Regions from separate parts of the Homo sapiens genome. Here region 1 is linked to region 2. A link is a contact called in ENCODE Hi-C or POLR2A ChIA-PET data. All regions are on one chromosome and are shown on one strand. The core of a region is the stretch at or near the end of the contact, and the rest is flanking DNA. Distances in the headings are between cores, read along the strand shown.

Region 1 (6,376 bases), core at 2,888-5,387, 3.3 Mb before region 2:
CTAACAAAGCCAAACAGGAATAAAATAAGAATATATCTGAGAAAGAAAAAAAAAAAAGTGCTGACTGGAAACAGGGACAAAGGAGTTCTTGTCCCTGCTTGGCTATTAATTTACTATATGACCTTACCTAATTATTTAGCCTCTCTGGGTCCCAACTTCCTTGTTTTAATATTATCTTTGAGGTCCCTTCAAGCGACATGCTAAGATTCAGCATATGTAGCAGTGTCTAGAAAACTGATTTACATTCATTACCCCCCTCCCCACCGCACCCCTGGCAAAAGGGCACAGTTCACTTGATAGTTTTAAATATCTGAGTTTGGATTTCTATCAAAGGCAATTTATTAAAATGTCAGATGGGCTTAAGTCCATTTCAAGTGGAGAACTAAAGCGAGTATTGCTAACAGATTCGCCTAGACAGCAGCTGCTGCTATTGAGAGAATAGACTTTAACAATCTAGATGAAAATTATACCTCTTTACAAATGGAGAAAACTAGTAATGGGGATTTTCATACTCTCAAAAAGGCAGATGCATAGCTTTTCTTCCTTTTTTTTTTTTTCCTTTTCCATATTCATCATATTGAGAGAGAGGAAAACAGAAGGGCTAGCTTGGCTTGGGAGGCAGAGGGGAGAATGGATGTTACCGTACAAAACCAGACAAGACCTTTTCAATTGATGTACTGTACTAGACAGCCCATTCTTCTCACTAATGCTCACAATCCAAGAGAAATGAAAAGATTTCCTGTGGCTGGGATGGGAAGAAGCCTGGACAAGAGAGCAATACCATATGACAGTAACTAGCTTAAAAGTCTAAAGACTTGCTCTCAAGATGGGATTCAGATCATTCTGGAAAGGGCCAATAAAATGAAAATCTGTAGCTGAGACCTGATTAAGCTATGATTTATATCTATTTATAGCTTTAAAAAACTTTTGAAAGTACCTTTTGATACCAGACAGCATTAGCCTGTACAGTACTTTATCATATATTAATACATAGCAAACTTACTCAAATTGAATCCCCAAAACATTCCCATAAAGCATTTTAAAACTCCTTTTTCAGGTGAAGAAACAACGTGAGAAGGATTAGGGGATTTGCCCACAGCAAATGTTTAGCAAGTGCCAAGCCTTGTTTTAAATCCAAGTCTGACTTCAAGTCCTCCAATCTTCACCATTTTAAGATAGTACTTCTGACACTAGTTTTCAGTCCCTACTATTTTGTCTGATTTAACAAATTTTATTTCTCACAAAATTGCTCCCCCACCCCCAACTGTTCCTTCTCTGGCTTCTTAGAGCGTTCTGTGCGTAATTCTCCCAGACATGCACTTATTGGACCTTCTAATTGTTCATTTCCTTATGTCCGGGGCTAGGCTCATTTCTTCAATAGCAGAGATTGTCATCTCTCTAGTTGCAAGTGACACAGGTATCTTCAATCCCTGTGGCCTCCCGGGTTGCAACCACTTCAACTCCTTCTCTTTACCAACATGAATGCTCCACAAAGCAGGTGTTGCAATTGCTTCCAGAGGGTCTGGACCACAATAGGTGATTAATAAGTGCTAGCTGAATGGATGGTGGGTGGGTGAATGATGCAATGCTCATACATATTTTAGAGCACACATCACAATGCACACATTTACATACAGCACTCCATGTGAGTCTAAGACCATGAATTTGGTAGTGATTATTGTTTCTTCTTTTTTTTCTTTTTTTTTTTTTCAGATGGAGTCTCGTTCCCATCACCTAGGTTGGAGTGTAGTGGCACGATCTCGGCTCACTGCAACCTCCACCTCCCAGGTGCAAGCGATTCTCCTTCCTCAGCCTCCCGAGTAGCTGGGATTACAGGCGTGCACCACCACACCTGGCTAATTTTTTTTTGTATTTTTAGTAGAGATAGGGTTTTACCATGTTGGCCAGGCTGGTCTCAAACTCCCGACCTCAGGTGATCCACCTGCCTCGGCCTCCCAAAGTGCTGGGATTACAGGCGTGAGCCAATTGTGCCCGGCCTAAGTTTCCTCTTTCTAAAATGTGGCTTGTCTTTCTCAATTTCAGAAACTTGCCCAAAGCATGTAGCTCTAAGCAGTACCCTGTCAACTTCAAGATAATGGCCCACAAGACTACATTACCCTCCAGCTTGTCTTTTCTTGATAGCTGTTTGAGGACAGCATTGATTAGGCCTATTAGAACATGACTGAAGTGTTGCCCCATTCTGGTTTCCTGTTATGAATCTGACATTTCTGAAAAGTCACTGGTTACAGACTAGATCAAGGAAGGAGACTACTCAAATAATTAACTGTGACACAGAATATCCAGATAAACACCATGTAAGAATTTACAGATTCTATTTCCCTGTCCACACACAGGAGAGTCCTCAGCTCACTATCTCATTCACAGGTTAATAAGAACAGGTGATGACTCAGAATTCGCTTCTAATCTTAGTTTTCTGAGCCTTTAAGCACACATACATCAGAAAAAAACAGCGTCAGGAGGACTGAACAGAAAGCCAGAAGACAGATTTCCAGTTCCGCCCAAACTGATCCTCTAATGCAGGTACACAGAAGCTGGGGGAAGTCATTTCGGTGTGAAGAGAAAAGCACTCTAAAGTGCTACCCAATGTTTACTAAGCAGAGGACATGCCTACTACACATTCTTCTGCTTTGCCCAGAAATGCAAACTAAAAAGAACCCTTTGTATAGGTAATCAGACCCACAACCACAGTATGATACCCAGACCAATTCTGAAAAGAACAAGCGTCCTTCAAGGGTCAAATAAGCATTAGTAGCTCCATTCTAGCCAACCAAAGAAAGATAAGGCTAACCATTTTAAAGGTGTTTTTTTAACACTGAGCCATTTCCAACAGATTTGCCTGGCTGCTCTGGGGAGTCAGGCCTCCCTCAGCTCAGGTGAAGCCTCTACCCTTTCCCCTCTCTCTAAATTCTTCTCACTTTTTACCGGGAAGAGCAGCACATCTCAATACATGCAACTGTGCAGCAGCGCATCACTCTGTCACACTGAATCAAGGGGAGTGAACTCAAGGCAGTGAGTAGCTCATGTGCACAATGAAAGTTTTAAAAATTATTAGGCAGTCTATCCTTAATCCCAACTGCTGATAAAAGGAGATATATATCAAAGTCTGTTTTCCTAACCTGCGGAGAATTCAAGTGAGCTGTTTCCGCTCCAGGTCGAAGTCTGGTGACACTCATCAACCCTCAGCAGAGAGCATCCAGGGAATTCAGGACCTTGGTTTTATCGCTAAGGGTGTAGCCACTAGTGCTATTAACAGCAGCACTCTGGGTCCTCACAGAGAGGGCCCCCCTCCTTTACCAGGATCTCCCAACTCTGCAGAGAAAAGCTGGGAATAGGGTCCAGGGCTAAGGCTATTCCCCAGATTTAAAGGAAGCTGTACACGATTTTAAAGCCTCACCTTACCTCAGCTAACAGAGAGGCAGGGGGCGGAGGGCGGAGGACCCACCAACCCAGGGGAATTGTAAGGAGACAAAGATGACCCCAAACGCACAAGCGCGCGCGCACTGAAGCCCGGACTGCAAAGCACATTCCATCAACCTTTCACTGTAATCGGCTTACTGTGGGGTTTATCCCCTCACCCCATCCCTCTCCAGAAAGTTTAAGGCTGTTCGCACCGACTTTGAAAGGTCCATTGTTCCCTTCCCCGTAAACGTAATGAAAAGAGAGAGTGGAGAGAAAGAAATCAAGACACCGTTCCCGAGGACCCTTTCTTAAGAAGAGAGGACTGACTCCTGGGGAGTCGGGTCAGTCCCAATCCAGAGATGAAACCGGGAAAGGAGGCGCACGGGGGAAGGGCGGGAGGACGTTTTCCTTTTCGGCAGAAATGCCCAACGCCGGAGCCGGCCAGGCCGCCGGGAGCAGAAAAGGTGGGCGAGACCCGGGTCTGCGTCCCCGCAGTGGCCCCCGAGGGCAGCAAACGAGGTGGAGCGGGGTGGGGGGGCGGGTGACCGAGTCGCTTCTTACCTTCCCCTACCCCGCTTAGCGTCCGTTAACTCAGGTGCCTACACAGCGGTCCAGGGAGACGGAGAGGAGTCCCTGGCGTCCTCGGGTCCAGATCTCCTCTCCATGGCCAGGAAGCCACTCGATTGCCGGCGCCCGCAGCTGCCGCTCGTACTCAACTGGCAGCCGCAGCCTCTGCCTGGAGGTGAAATACTCTCCTCCCGAGAGTGACGCGCACTTCCCTCCGCCTCCGCCTCCTCCTCCTCCTCCTCCTCCTGCCCCGAGCCTCGGGGGCAGGGGCCTCGGCTCGCTCTCTCCCGGAGCCGCCGCTCGGCTTTCTCCGTTCCTTCCCCTCCGGGAGAAAGAGGAGGAGAATCGTGGCCCGGGCGGCGCGGGCCTGAGCGTCCCCGCGACAACAGGGGAGGAGGCGGCGGCGCGGGGCAGAGTGGGGTCCCAGGAGTCGCTCTTGTCCCTGGTCGGCGGGCGCCGCGGCTTGCTAGGGTCGCGCTCAGCCTCCGCCGGCCAGACAAGCAGCCCGGCTCGGCTGGGCCGGGAACTGTGGATTGGGCGGGCGGGCGGGCGGGCGGTGGAGAGCGAGGGAGGCGGAGGGAGAGGAGGAGCCTGCCATCAGAGGAGGCGGTGGCCCCGCCCGGCCCCTCCCGCCGGCCCCGCTCCCCGCGAGCTGCGAAAGCGGAGGCTCAGCGCCACTCGCTGCCGCGCGCTGGAACAGCGCCCGAGCGCACTGCCGGCGGGGCAGAGCCCCAGCCAGCGCCCCCCGCTGCGGCTGCAGGCTCCTACCCTTCCTGGGCGCGCACACCCGCCTGGCCGAACCGGAGCCTGTGCCTCCAGCACCCCCAGATAAGGCTGGTACTGCGCCTGTCACTCCCTGGCTGAGCCTGACACTGCGCCCCCAAAGTCCCCTGGCTGAGCGTGACTGCACCCCATCAACCCTCGGCTGCGTCAGACTTTGAGCCCCATCACCCGTAAAGAGATTTCCACACTCCCACAAATGTTCTGAGCGTCCAGTCACAGCCCCTACCTGGCCAGGCGCGAGCGCCAGGTTCTCAGCGCTGTCAGAAGAACCAGCCTGCTCTGGGACACAGGGCAGCTCTTCTGGTCCCTTGGAGCAACCCCAGCATCCCGCTCGCAGGCCGGAATAAATATACTTAGGTCTTCCCACGCCCCCTACCTGCGCCACTCTGGAGTGGCGGCCGCTTGCAGAGGTGGCGCCGAAAGCCACGCCCCGGCCCACCCCAGTGCCAAAACGCCGCTCTGAGGACACCGGCACCGGCCCTGAAGCAGCCCTGCCGCCGCCACCCTGCCCCCTCGCTGGAGCTGCTCTCACAGCCTTGGCTCTGGGTGAGGGCGCGGCCCGGGCTGGATCACTCAGACGCACGAGGTCCCGAGCTAGTGACAGCTGCAGGACTGCCAAATCCGGGCCGTCGTCATCCTCGATTTAATTGGAATTGGAAGTTTTCCCTCCAGGAAACTCTTTCAGTGAATAATATACAAGGTAGGATAGTTTAGTTTTCAGGGTTGTTCATTCCTCCTCCCTCAACAAACTCAGTCCTGTAACCGCGACACACCCGGCAGTGAAGGGGAATCCCCTATTTCAAGGGTATTAGTTCAGGACTTTGTATAAGAAATTACTGTTTCCAAATCTTGGCTGATGATAAGAATCCCCTGGGGCACTTAGAAAAAATTGGATTGCCAGACGTCGCGCAATCTACTGAATCAGAGGTATCGGGAATATGTAAGTTTGGGAAACAGGGCTAGAATGCATCCTCTAATTAATTAAAGCCTTGGAAAGATGCCTCCAAAACAGCAGCGCGAGCTAGTGCTGAGATCTTACAGAAACTTCACCCAGCTGCCTTTGAGAGCCGCTGTCCCTTCTGGGATAGGCAGGGAGGAAAGGTTTTTAAAATAAGGAACATAGTTTTGAATAACAAGATGGAAGGGACAAAAGACTGTTTTCATGGTCCAAAGGTGTTTTGGATTGTGCTTAATAAAGATAGAAACTGTGTCACCCGTGTGCTAGGCTGAAAAATGTTCCCTCCCCAGAGATAACAGGTTCTAAGTCCTGGAACTTGTGCATATTACCTTACATAGACAGAAGCAGGGCCTTCGCATATGTGATTCAATTAAGGGTCTTCTTGAGTTGGGGAGATTATTCTGGATGATCAAGATGGGTCCTAACTGCAGTCACATGTACTTTTATAAGGGGAAAGGGGGTGGTTAGCACACACAGAGGAGGGCTGGCCACTGTGGAGGCAGAGATTGAAGCGATGCCTCCACAAGGCAAGGAATGCCAGCACAGAGGCAAGGATTCTCCCCTAGAAACTCTGAAGTGAGCAAGATCCTGCTGACACCTTGATTTTGGCCCAGTGAAACTGAGCGCAGTCTCCTGCTTCCAGAAGTG
Region 2 (6,417 bases), core at 961-3,460:
ATGTTATACTATTTTCAGCCCAAGTATTTGAAGTGTTTCAAGAGAGTATATACAAATAAAAACTGTTTTTTTTAAAAAATGAAATGTCCTGAATCCAACATTACGCTGGTAAAGAAGAGAGTATAGGAAATAGTATCACAACCACTAGAATATTCACACAAGATCTCTTCTCTATATTGCCACACTTCAGTTCCTGATCAACCCCTACCCCAACAAAGTCCCATCCCATACTTACCCATAAATATCAATTTTAAATTGGTCCTAATATATTAAAAGTAAGTACAACTACGCACTTAACTAAATGGGTCCACCATATTCCCAAGACATTTCCCAATATTCTTTCTAGATTTTTCAAGAGCAAAATGTACCAGACTTTTCTGTATCTCCCACTCTTAGCTATCTGATGTTAGCTGCCTTTCCTAACTTTATGGTTCTTTCCGTCACAATTCCTGCATCAAATTCAATTCTCTGATGGTCTGACGCCTTGCTCCCTCTGTTACTACTAAACCTGGAGAAATAAAATATCCAAACTTCTCTTTTGGGCTCCGTAAAGTAATGCTGTCCCTGGTCCCTATTTCTGGGTTTAATCAGTAAATTATTTCATCAAGATCTTCGAAGTTCAAAAGTTCCTATCACATATACAATCAGATTCCAAATAACTTTAAGCTTTCACTAAGCAAGCTTCTAAATTCAGACTAGTAAACTAATTTAACTATCAGTCAAAAACTTGACAGACTATTTGGGAATGAGAAATGTATTTCTTTGCTACTATTTGTTTTGTTAAAAATAGAGCTTAAACAACATATGCCAAGCACTAGTGACATAAAAATAAAAAAGACTCAGCCCCTGCCCTTGAGGAGGTCACAGCAAAGCAAGAGATTTATAAAAACAACTATAATACATAAGATGAACAATATAAAAAAACTTTGCATAAAGCACAGCAGGAACCCACCTATGGGAACAGGTTTACCTGCGTAGGAGGTCATGTCTGTCTGATTCCAACTGCAGCCTCAGAACATAGTCACCGGTGGACTCATATCTCTTACGTGAATAAAAGTGTTATCTTCACCTGAAAATCCAGTTGATTTAAGTCCCTTTCAGCTCTTGGAATTATAATTTTGTGATTAAGCTACTTTAACATCTATCTAGAAGAAACGTGGAAGTTAGGGAGCTGTTTTTATGAATGAGGAGCATAAAGGTCCTACCACAGTGCCTAGCACACCAGGGAGAATTAGATACAGATTTGCAGAAAAAAAGAACGTAAAGGCAGCTCTTATTGTGACTTCTCTCATCTCTCCTAATAATTAGCAAATTTTAGAATATCCGGACCACTTCCGCCCTTAATCACCCACCAGTTAAAGACACTGAGCAGCATCATTCAATCGCTCACACAAAAGTGCAAGTGCGTTCACAGCGCCAAAGAGGGGTGGGTGGAAATCTTAAACTGCTCTTACAAGCACTGGTAACAGTTTGGGAAAATACGTCCTACAGCATCCCACGCGTAGGTGAACTTGGGCTCTCCGTGTGTTCAGTTTGGAGGACATCGACCACACACACCAATCAGCCCAGCAGTGGACGATTGTACCACCATCGTCTTCTATCTGAAATTGTTACAGCGCTTCTCTGGTCACCCCCATCGGCCTCAAAGCCAAACCTTTACGAGGACGGAGGCAGGAGAGCTAATCTGATCCTGAGGTCAGAAGACACGAGGCTGTGCAGCAGACGGCGCGGCGGACACGCGGGTGTGCAGGGCCGGGAGGGGCTGGGGTGGTGCGAGGTGACTCGGGGCCCGGAGGTCAGCTGCAGCAGCCGGGTCCCGACGCCTCGGAGGCGTGGCGGCGGGACGGCGAGCGCCCCCGTTCCGGCGGGTCCGCCGCCACCAGTGGGCGCCCCGACGGTCTGGGCCGGGGTCCGCCACGGGCTCCTTACCCGTAGTAGCGGAAGGCATTAATGATCTTCCAGAAGTGCTCACGCTCAAGCCTCTCCTCCTCCTCCTCGGTGCTGCGCGTGGCCGCCGCCGCTGCCGCCGAAACCGCCGCGGCCGAGCCCCAACGCCCGGCGGAAAACTGCACTTCCACCTCCTCGCTGCCACCGCCTCCTCCCCCGCAGCCCTCGGGCAGCCGGGAGGTGGGCGGCGGAGGGCGACGCCGTCGCTGCATCGCCGCCGCGGCCCTCGGCCTGGCTCGCTTGCGTCTCTCCGCGACCGACAGCGTGGTGGCGGCTGCTTGGCCTTCCTCTAGACGGCGCCCGCCGCGGACATGCCCCCAGCTCGCGGCGCGCTCCGCCCCCGCCACCCTCAGGCCTCCATCCGCGCTGGGCTCCGCCAGGTCTTCAGGGCTCCCAGAACCAATGCGCATGCGTGTGCCTTGGTACGCGGAGGGCCCGTGCGGTCTGCGCTCATTTGCTGCCGGGCTTCGGAGACAGCGCGCTGACGTCACAACCACGCTTCCAAGGGCGGGGCCAAGGCCCCTTGGTGGGAGGCGGAGGAGGAGCTCGTAGGTGGGGTGGGACTGGCACTGCCGTTACCTGTGCGCGGCCGCGTGGGTGGGACTTAAAAGCCGGCGAGTGCCGGATTGTTGAGCTGGAGGCTGAACGCGGTCCCAGGCACTAGCAAAGAAGGGAAAGGCAAAAAGGAAAAGTTCGGCTTTGATGATTTTATTCGGAATTTTTATTTCAGAAAGTCTAGAAGGAACGTCTTGTATCCACCCTAATTTAAGTTTTAATTCACTTCCTAAATGAATTCCTATTTTTAATTACTTAAGGGGGTCGGAAGTGGGCGCCATCATCTTTTCACTTTTTTTTTTTTCCCCACTCTGTCGCCCAGGCTGGAGTGCAGTGGTGCGATCTCGGCTCATTGCAACCTCTGCTTCCTGGGTTCAAGCGATTCTCCTGCTTCTGCCTCCCGAGTGGCTGGGATTACAGGCGCGCGCCACCACGCCCGGCTAATTTTAGTATTTTTAGTAGAGATGGGGTTTCACCATGTTGGCCAGGCTGGTCTGGAATTCCTGGCCTCAGGCGATCCACCCTCCTCGGCCTCCCAAATTGCTGGGATTACAGGCGTGAGCCATCGCGCCCGTCCCATCTTTCCAGTCTTTAGGGGCTTGCGGCAGTCCTAATTCCTCCTTTACTGAGGATGGCAACAGATGAGGAAAATGCAAGGACCTTCTATCCAGCACCTGGTCTTGGGAAGACCATTACACCTACCAGCATCTAAGGGTGGCTCTTGGGAAATAACTTATTCTGGGGCCGGGCGCGGTGAATCACGCTTGTAATCCCAGCACTTTGGAAGGCCTAGGTGGGCGGATGACGAGGTCAGGAGATCAAGACCATCCTGGCTTACATGGTGAAACCCCGTCTCTACTAAAAACACAAAAAATTAGCCGGGCTTGGTGGCTGGCGCCTGTAGTCGCAGCTGCTCTGGAGACTGAGGCAGGAGAATGGCGTGAACCCGGGAGGCGGAGCTTGCAGTGAGCCGAGATCGTGCCATCCAGCCTGGGCGACAGAGCGAGACAGCGTCTCAAAAAAAAAAAAAAAAGAAAAGAAAAAGAAATAACTTATTCTGTTCAATTTAATCCACCACCCAGCAAATGAGTCTTACAAAGTAATGATAAAAGGGAAAGATTGCTTTATTCGAGGGGTTAAATATGCCCAGTGACCACAAAGTCTGTTAAAAAGTTACAACCATATTGAAAGTGAAGTGGCTTCATATTTTCATAATTTAAATTAATAGTTGAAATAAAGGTAATGCTTAAAATGACAACATTTTTATATAAAAGTTTTCTAAAACGTGAGTCTATTAATAGTAATGCAGTAATACATGTTTCAAAATTCAAAAAGAAAGTGCAAAGGATTACAAATATGAATTGGAGACAGTCTCGCTCTGCTGCCCAGGCTGGAGTGCAGTGGCACGATCTCAGCTCACTGCAACCTCCCGGCCTTCCAGGCTCAAGCGATTCTCCTGCCTCAGCATCCCGAGTAGCTGGGATTACAGGCATGCGCCACCACACCTGGCTAATTTTTTGTATTTGAAAATACTAAAGTAGAGACGGGATTTCACCATGTTGCGCAGGTTAGTCTCCCTGAACTCAGGCAATCCACCTGCCTGGGCCTCCCAAAGTGCTGGGATTACAGGCGTGAGCCGCCACGCTCGGCCAAGTGTGAATAATTGTTTTACCTGTCCCTAGCCAGCTATGTTCCTCTCCAGACACAATATACCAATTCCTTGCCCATTCTTCCAGATTTTCTATCTAATGTCTATTTTTCCAAACACTAATTGTTCGGAAGTTATGTATAAACACTCATAGTAGTAGCTGTTTCTAATACTGTTCTCATGTACACATGCACAGAAGTTTTACATGTTGTAATTCATTAAATGTATTGATATAGGTCTGAATGACCTAATTGATAAAGGCCAGAATGTCATGGATAAAGATAATCAGCTCCATACTTTGAAATATCCTCGGAGGTAGAATAAACATTTTCAAATTAAAGTTATGTGCAGAGGCTTCCTTGACTCTGTCTCCTAACTTGGTGAGTCTTAGAGTCTGTGTCATGAAGGTGCTCAGCTTTAAACTCAGTTGTGATCTTACAGGTGAGGAAACCAGGGAATCAGAGATATTAAGTGATCTTCATACACCCACCCTCCTCTCATACCTATATTTATCAATATTTGTTTATGACTGTGACTGTACTTTTTAAATATTATGCTAGCTAACATTTGTTTAATTAATATTTTTCAAATTGTTTTCCCAGTTTATCACCTTATTTGTCCCTTAGCTCTGTGAACTAGATGTCATTATTATCTTGCTATAAGAAATGAAGAAATAGACTCAAAGAAATTAATTTTCCTGCCCAGGGACACATAAATAGCAGAGCTGAAGTTAAGTCACTCATTCATTTATTCTTTTTTTTTTTCAACAAACATGTTGATTGCCTTCTATGTTTCTTTGCCCTGAGCTGAAGGCAGCAGAAGCTACAAGTATGGGCCTCTCACTCTCACTTCACCACCTAGTAATTCCATAACCTGTATGAAACATTATGTAAAGCTTCAATTGCAATATTTCTTATATTTCTTTTTCTTTTCTTTCTTACTTTTTTTTGAGTGGGGTGGGGTACAGAGTCTGGCTCTGTCACCCAGGCTGGAGGGCAGTGATGTGATCATGGCTTACTGAAGCCTTGACCTCCTGGCCTTACGTGATCCTCCCACCTCAGCCTCCTGAGTAGCTGGGACAACAGGCATGCGCCACCACTCCTAGCTAATGTTTTTTTAAATTTTTAATAGAGATGAGGTCTCATTATTTTGCCCAGGCTGATCTTGAACTCCTGAGCTCAAGCGATATTTCTGCCTTGGCCTCCAAAGTACTAGGATTACAGGCATGGGCCACCAAGCTCGGCAATTGTAATATTTATGAAATAGACATATTACCCTTTTTACAGGGTCATTGGGAGGAATACATGAGATAAAGACTGAAAAATGCCTGGTATATAGGCTCAATAAATCTTAGTTACCTTCCCTACTCTCAGTTGTCTTTAGAATAAAGTTTTAGCCTTGTTTTAAAACACTTTTCTTAGGACTTCTTTGACTTAACTTCTTTGCAGTGAGTTTCTTCCACTGATATCTTCCCAAACCATAGAGTGATTTGAGCTGAAAGATTTGGAATGTTTTTATCAGAAGGAGACCAATTAATCTCCAGGAATTAATAAGTAAAAAGCACCATCGTGCTTTTGTTAGTTATTCTGAAGAACTGTTGGTTAAGCACTTAAACTGCTTACATACATTTGCACACTGCTGCTGGAAATGTAACACGGTGCAGCCACTCTGGAAAAGAGTGCAAAGCAGGTTTGCTGTGCACTGGTTACCAACTGAGTCTGGTGAGACAGAACACCCATGTGTACAAGTTACATGAAGTGAATTTATTATTTACAGCTAGGCAACAAGGGAAAACCGAAGCATAGGATTCACTGTGAGCCAATCTCCCGAGACTCAGGAAAGTTGCCCCGGAAGGATGGAGTCTCATTTGTGTGTACCCCATTTGTACCACAGCTGAGTGACCCTGGAAAGCAGACCATCTTGGGTTTTATATTCTGGAGGCAACATGACATGTTGGGCTAAAATGATGAAGGACATCCTGTTTCTAGGAGGGACTGGAACAGAGCCTGGGCTGTTTCAGCCAGTCCCTCCTTATCTCAGGATATTGCATTCCTAGCACATTCTACAGTTATTCTTGAGAACTATTAATACAAGTGAGAAACTGGGGAGAAGTTGATCAGTCCAAGGCCACTGGGAACTGTCATGCAAAGAGTATAGTGATTTTTTTTTACAAAACTGAACGTGCACTTACCATACAACCCAGCAATTACGCTCTTAGACATTTATCTCAGATAAATGAAAACATGTACACACAAAAACCTGTACAT

The links. Hi-C counts contacts between places; a loop is a spot of excess contacts on that map. ChIA-PET counts read pairs that join two places held with the same protein, here RNA polymerase II (POLR2A). Pooled maps may share reads with other maps.
Region 1: a loop to region 2 is called in a map of naive thymus-derived CD4-positive, alpha-beta T cell, with 6 times the contacts of the local background. The contact joins the promoter of CEMIP2 here to the promoter of CARNMT1 in region 2. A Hi-C loop is called at or near these places in 1 of 168 maps with a recorded cell type or tissue (naive thymus-derived CD4-positive, alpha-beta T cell) and 13 of 50 pooled maps. POLR2A ChIA-PET finds 5 or more read pairs at or near these places in 1 of 52 experiments (MCF 10A).

Annotation. Positions count from the first base shown.
Region 1 is chr9:71,764,376-71,770,751 of GRCh38, forward strand. CEMIP2 (cell migration inducing hyaluronidase 2) reads right to left here and starts at 4,138. Exons shown (of 24, transcript NM_013390.3): 1 at 3,982-4,138. RefSeq lists enhancers at 3,796-4,477, 4,478-5,159 and a silencer at 4,233-4,902.
Region 2 is chr9:75,026,083-75,032,499 of GRCh38, forward strand. CARNMT1 (carnosine N-methyltransferase 1) reads right to left here and starts at 2,211. Exons shown (of 8, transcript NM_152420.3): 1 at 1,930-2,211. The coding sequence starts at 2,159. RefSeq lists an enhancer at 1,043-1,092 and a silencer at 1,743-2,432.